Linked DNA regions of Homo sapiens: region 1 is linked to region 2. Evidence: read pairs that join two places in POLR2A ChIA-PET (ENCODE). Cell type or tissue: PC-9. All regions are shown on one strand. Links, peaks and the distances in the headings refer to the core of each region. The heading gives the core; the rest is flanking DNA.

Region 1 (2,913 bases), core at 86-2,585, 68 kb after region 2:
TATTTAAAAAAATTTGTTTTTGTGGGGGGTTGGGGGAATAAATAATTGGCACAACTATCTTTAAGAGGTGTTTCATCTGGGCTACCTTCTCATGAAATCATTCCCAGTAGGGACTGAAGCTGACCTTCATGTTCCATTGCATTCAGATGTCAACCATCCCGGTTGCCTTTTATCCCAAAGCTTGCTGTGAGTGTGTGTGTGTGAGACGCAGGCGACCCTCTTAGTACTGGGGTCTTGGGGCCAACTTTTCCCATCAAGCGTTACTTTGATTCTGTTCTGACCTCATTCCATAGTTTGCAGTGAGCATGGCATCTTTGCCTGGAGATACTATGCTAGGGGCAGCTTTCCAGGGGCAAAGCAAGCCCTCGTGTTACACGGCTCTCCTCCAGCTCACACGACATGTGAGGAGATGACCAAATGTGAAAACAGGTTTCCCCTGTGTTGCCCGTCATCCTTTGGCCCGTTCACAGGAATGGAGTACTGTATAATTTTAGGCTTTCATTCCCAGCAGTGTTTACTGAGGACCTGGTTTTCTAGAACAGGTGTGTCCTGTCCTCTTCCATGTTCCCTGGGGGCTGGTCAGCTCCAAGTTGTGGGTGGCAGAGCTGTGTTTCAGCATGAACTGACTAGAGACCCATCTGGAGGCAAATATTAAGTTGCCAGGACTGCTTTCACTTCAGGGTGATTGAAGGACACATATTGAAGTACCTAGAATGCCAGAAAGTGTTCTATTGCCCAAAAAACAAATCAGAAAAGCCTATTCTTTTTTGCAACGCTGTTAATGATTAGTGGAGTTCTGAAATTACTTTGTGCCACTTGGAAGTACTGTGAAACCGCATTCACTGGGATTTTGCTGTAATTCACATCCGCTGGACTGAAGTTTACCTTGATGTTAGCTATAAGAAATAGTTTTCTAACACATACGATAGCAAATACAAGACAAATAGCATTGAAGGCCAACAAAAATGGCTTCAGATACACCTTAGCTATAATGTTTGCATTCAAACAATGAATGTATTCATCACAAGTCACTTACCAAAGCACTTCTAGACTTCTCCAACCTCCATGACTTTGCTCTGCTTCCTCCTGTCCCTGTCAGCAGGGTTGCTGTTTGTACTTGAAGGTAATAAACCTGTAATCCTTCAAAAATGCCATTTAGCCCCAGGCTTCTGAGCTGAGTCAGACTGACCCATCCCACCGTTAGGGCAAAAGTCAGGCTGGGACACAGCGCCAGTACAGAGAGGATCCTGCTTCATGCAACTCCCCTTTTGGAGTTAATGCAGCGTGATTTCCTGGGCCGGTGTTTTCAGGCATCGCCCACCCCAGGTATGCTGGTTCCCAGCTCCACGTAGGTGTGCCTATCACGCTGGGCCACTTTGCTGACAACATTCATAGCTTGACATGAGAGAGAATATCAGCAGAAGCATGAGAGTAGGACCTGACGTCTTTGACTCTGCAAAAGCATTTAGCACACACTCATGGGGGGGAACTGGCTGTGAGCCACAGCAGCCCCACACAGACAGTGGTCTCTGAACTTCAGGAAAGCCATGGACAGAAAAAAAAATAAAATTCTTTTCCATCATTCTATTTTCAAAGAGGTCTTGGCGTTTTCCTACATCTTTTGTTTAGAGGGGGAAAAAAGTTTCATTTGCTGCCATTTCAGAAAGGTTATGCTATCCTGTTTTATCCAAGCAGTTGTGAGTCAGGAACTGCCTGGGCAGTGTGCATCAACTTTGTGGCCGAACCATTACAGCTGTCATATCCTTGGCTGATCGTCTCTCCCAGGGACTACTGCCCTCCACTTAGTGTCTGAGGGTAAGCCTAGAAGGGTGCTGCTATTGGGTCTATGGAAGCTTATCTATCAAAGGAGCAAACATCCAGAAAAGTGTTTATAAAGCAAATGTATTGCCTCTGTTTAGAGATTTGCCCAGCTGTTCCAGTTTTAAACATTAAAAAATAAACTCAGTTGCCATGGCAAAAATAGAATGCACAGCTTACTTATAATTTTCCATGCAGTATAGCATAAGGATTTTTGACTTGAAACAACCAAAGAACTCCTCCTTAACGAGACAGTTCAAATTCCTGAATTAGTATTTCTTGACTATCAACTTAAAGAATGGACTTCCTAGTACAATGTTGCACTTATTTTTTTTTCTGAAATAATTCTGCCTGCATGTATGTGTTGTGTTTTAGCTTCTCCCCTTACCCCACCCCAAAGATCTTTTCTTCCTAATGGTTAATGTCTCAACTCGGTTACTGTTTACTATCAGATGGTTTTTCATTAGTGAATTTAGACCTCTTTGAGAAAGCTTGTATATAAAAAGTTAACAGATATATTTTATGGAAAAACCCATCTTATTTTCAAATATATTTAACTGCTGTTATATTTTATTAGAGGAAGGTTGTAAATATTTTCTAGGAGTTCTATTGTAAAGAAAAGTATTTTTGAAAAAAATTAATGTAATAAAAAGGAAAACATTTTTAAATAGTGGTTGTGATTGCTTCCTGTTCTGGCTTCGTTATGTTCTATTCTCAGCAGATGAATTGCATGCCTTCCATATCAGGATGTAATTTATTCAGGTTTGCACTATTATAAGTTGACATCATAATATCTAGTGTGCTTAACTGTATTTTCCCGGAATGCAAGTCCCTTGGTCCATATTAAAGCACTATGTATAGCATATTCATAATTTTTCTTTTGTAACGTGTGTATTTTTAATAAGGATTTTATGTAACATTTTGGCAACAAGAGGACCGTATTTTCTAGTGAATTTTATAATAACATTTTGCTAAAAATGTTTCTTCCTAGGTCAGTTTTTGTTAAGGTGAACCAAAAGTCTTATTTTACCAGGGGTTTAAAAAAAGTTTGAAGCTTGAAAGCAAAGTTATATTTAAACATCATATGTAACAAAT
Region 2 (2,913 bases), core at 120-2,619:
ATCTGAGGGAAGATAGAACGCACTGGTCTGGCCAGTGTTTGTGGAAGATGTAAACCAGGGGTTCTGAAAATGGGGCCTAGACCTCCACACTCCATATCTTGGCCCTCCCGCTGAGCTGTGCCCTGTGTCCTGGTGCCGTGGTGGGGCTGGGGCTGCGTGGACTCACTGTGGAGGTTTCCCTTGCAGGGCCCCCAGATCAAGGGATGGCATTACTGCTCTGAGGACACATTTTCAGCAGTGATGGGGCTGGGGGAGAAGGGTCGTGAATGTCCTTTAGCTCTATTCTTATAGCTGGCATGAGACTTCACTTTTCACGCCCTCTTGTAATAAATGGCTTTATATTACACCTAGACATGTGTCGTTTCCTGATTTGATATCTATCAGGCAACAAGTCTTTTTTTCAAAGCCTGCTATTTATAGTGACTCTGGGCTTTGTATAGTGGGCAAGTACTATAAAAGAATGCATAAAGTTGCTGTGAATCTAAAACTACTCTAAAATTAAAGTCTATTCATCACAAGAGGACTTTGTAACCAAAAAAAATGCATAAAGTCTAAAACATCTTCATAAGATTGTTAGGTACTCAGAGTGGATATCCAAGAGGGAAAAACACGATGCCCTTCAATGGTCAGGGAGGGCTTCCTGGATGAGGCTGGATGATGATTTGAGCTGGTCTTATGGGGCAGCCAAGGTGAGGCTGCTGGAGAAGGAGCCTCATGCATCCTGGGTGTAGAAGTGGTAGGAACTGGGGTTTAGAAAGCCCCACAGATGGCCTTTGTGGTCCCTCTTGGAGCACCATCTCCCATTATCAAAAGCCCTCAGAAGTCCTGCGGCTAACATTTGACACCAGATTTCCCAAGTGTGTTTGACCACTCATAGCTGATGAACATGGAGGTCTTGAATGGGTTTCCACATGGCTTCTGTCTCTCTGACTAATGCTTCAGCTCATCTGGGCTACCACCTCACTTCTGTAAAACAGGGATTGGCAACTTTAAAAGTTCAGCCTCTTGGGAGCACCAAAAAATTATTTGAAGTTCACCTCTTATCTTTTTCCAGGCATTGCTCAAATATTTAGAAGGGTGAAGGTTTCTAGGGGGACTAAGCAGGGACATTGTTAGAGTTAGGGAGGGGGCTTCTTTGTTATCCCAGTCTCCCAAGATGATTGGACATTTCCAGCCCAGCCGAGTGGCCAAGCCTGTTTGCATGGAGTTAAATGCCCAGCCCCACCCCACCCCTTGTTCCCACCAGCAAACCTCAAAGTCTATTAACAGCCTCTGTCCTGATCATGATTCATCCTTCCTGCCCCTTCTGTATTCTGGTTACTCAGAGCCGTGAGCCAAGGTTGATTACTAATGCCATCCAACTGACCTTGCCCATGGAGAGCTTACCTGGTAGATTAAACATTCTTCATCAGATGACACCTCAGGTTGGGTTCTGTTTGTCAGCTAGCTCTGTACATTGCAACAATGGATTGTCCTAGATGCAGACGGAGACCCTTTTCAGGACCAGGAAGTCAGGGGACACATTATCTGAGGAGTTTGGGGTGCCAGGGTTATTGCGGGTATAGAGACAGGAGGTGCCCCAGGCCAAGAGCTCCTGTGCTTAAAGAGCCACATAAAAGTGGTGGAAATATGCTCTACATCAAATCTTCACGTGCTGCCCTGGAGATTGGCCGTTGGCTCCTTCTCACCATTGGTGGAACCTTTCTAAAAACATTTCATTATATTATTATACCAGTCATAGCCATTATTCTATTTTTTTTAATTGCAACATTAAGGCCGGGCGCGGTGGCTCATGCCTGTAATCCTAGCACTTTGGGAGGCTGAGGCGAGCGGATCATGAGACCGGGAGTTCGAGACCAGCCTGGCCAATATGGTGAAACCCTGTCTCTACTAAAATACAAAAAAAAATTAGCCGGGCGTGGTGGCGCACGCCTGTAATCCCAGCTACTCAGGAAGCTGAGGCAGAATTGCTTGAACCCAGGAAGCGGAGGTTGCAGTGAGCTGAGATTGCACCACTGCACTCCAGCCCAGGAGACAGAGCGAGACTCCGTCTCAAAAAAAAAAAAAAAAAAATTACATTATAGCTAGAGCTACCCCTACTTCTTACCCCTAATTCCTACCCCTACTCACTCTCTTCTCTTTTCCAAAAGATGGCAGAACTGAGACTGCAATCCAGACATCCTGACTTCTAGCATTGTTTCCCCAAAGGGCTCAGATCCTTAGGGATCAGGTGTCATTGGTGGGAAACCCTAGTATCTCAATATCCTGATATCCTGGCCCAAGATTGTTCAGTGTCCTGGGACAGGCCAGGCAGGGTCTCAGGGGATTCGTCCAACAGAGGCTTGGAGCTCCTCAGGTCCAACTTTATTCTGCAGAAGGTGAGTCTGAGGTGCAAGGAGGGGAAGTCATTTGCCCAACCAGGTCACAGGGCACATCTCTCTTTCTGTTTGGTCCGGGTTATCTTTATATTGGGTTTGCATTTCCTGAATACACAGCAACAGGGTGGGGGGTGGGTGGAGGACAGGGGAAGTGGGCTTAAAAGAACCCCATCTGAAAATGTTTAGATTTCCTGTGACTGTCCCGTGAAGAGGGAGATAATCTGTGTTCACGGAACTAAGAGGAGAGGGAGAGACTTGGTTCAGGTCCAGGAGGCCAAGAGTGGAGAGAAAAAGGAGGACAACATGAGAGCTATTCAGAGAAAGCTGTGACATTTTTATGGATGAAATAGAAACAAATAGGAGTTTGTTTCTTTGCACTTCAGTGATGTCTTCTTGTTTGTATTTTTGGACAACACTCAAGCCATGTGGAGGCTCTGGCCTCGTTCTAGTAGCAGTGGTTTGTGGTCTTTGGAGGCTCTTTGGCCTGGGACCGGGCGCCTTTGGTTCTCATCTCCCTTGAGTTGGCTTCTACCAG

What was found. Peaks named below come from ENCODE experiments on the same cell type or tissue, not always from the same donor. Only the 100,000 strongest peaks of a DNase experiment are listed, where the experiment ranks them.
Region 1: POLR2A ChIA-PET joins it to region 2 with 13 read pairs; 7 of 35 experiments call an interaction of 5 or more read pairs at or near these places.

Annotation. Positions count from the first base shown.
Region 1 is chr6:42,225,270-42,228,182 of GRCh38, reverse strand. TRERF1 (transcriptional regulating factor 1) reads left to right here. Exons shown (of 18, transcript NM_001395490.1): 18 at 1-2,913. All of the region lies in intron 1 of LOC105375061 (a long non-coding RNA gene), which reads right to left. Among named protein-coding and RNA genes, the nearest start is that of MRPS10, 8.9 kb to the right of the region's middle. In PC-9, for the core only: no CTCF peak of the experiment used is centred there; a DNase peak (open chromatin) is centred at 1,092; H3K4me3 peaks cover 1,792 bases; H3K27ac peaks cover 2,500 bases.
Region 2 is chr6:42,293,341-42,296,253 of GRCh38, reverse strand. All of the region lies in intron 4 of TRERF1 (transcriptional regulating factor 1), which reads left to right. Among named protein-coding and RNA genes, the nearest start is that of MRPS10, 77 kb to the right of the region's middle. In PC-9, for the core only: no CTCF peak of the experiment used is centred there; a DNase peak (open chromatin) is centred at 1,323; H3K27ac peaks cover 2,388 bases.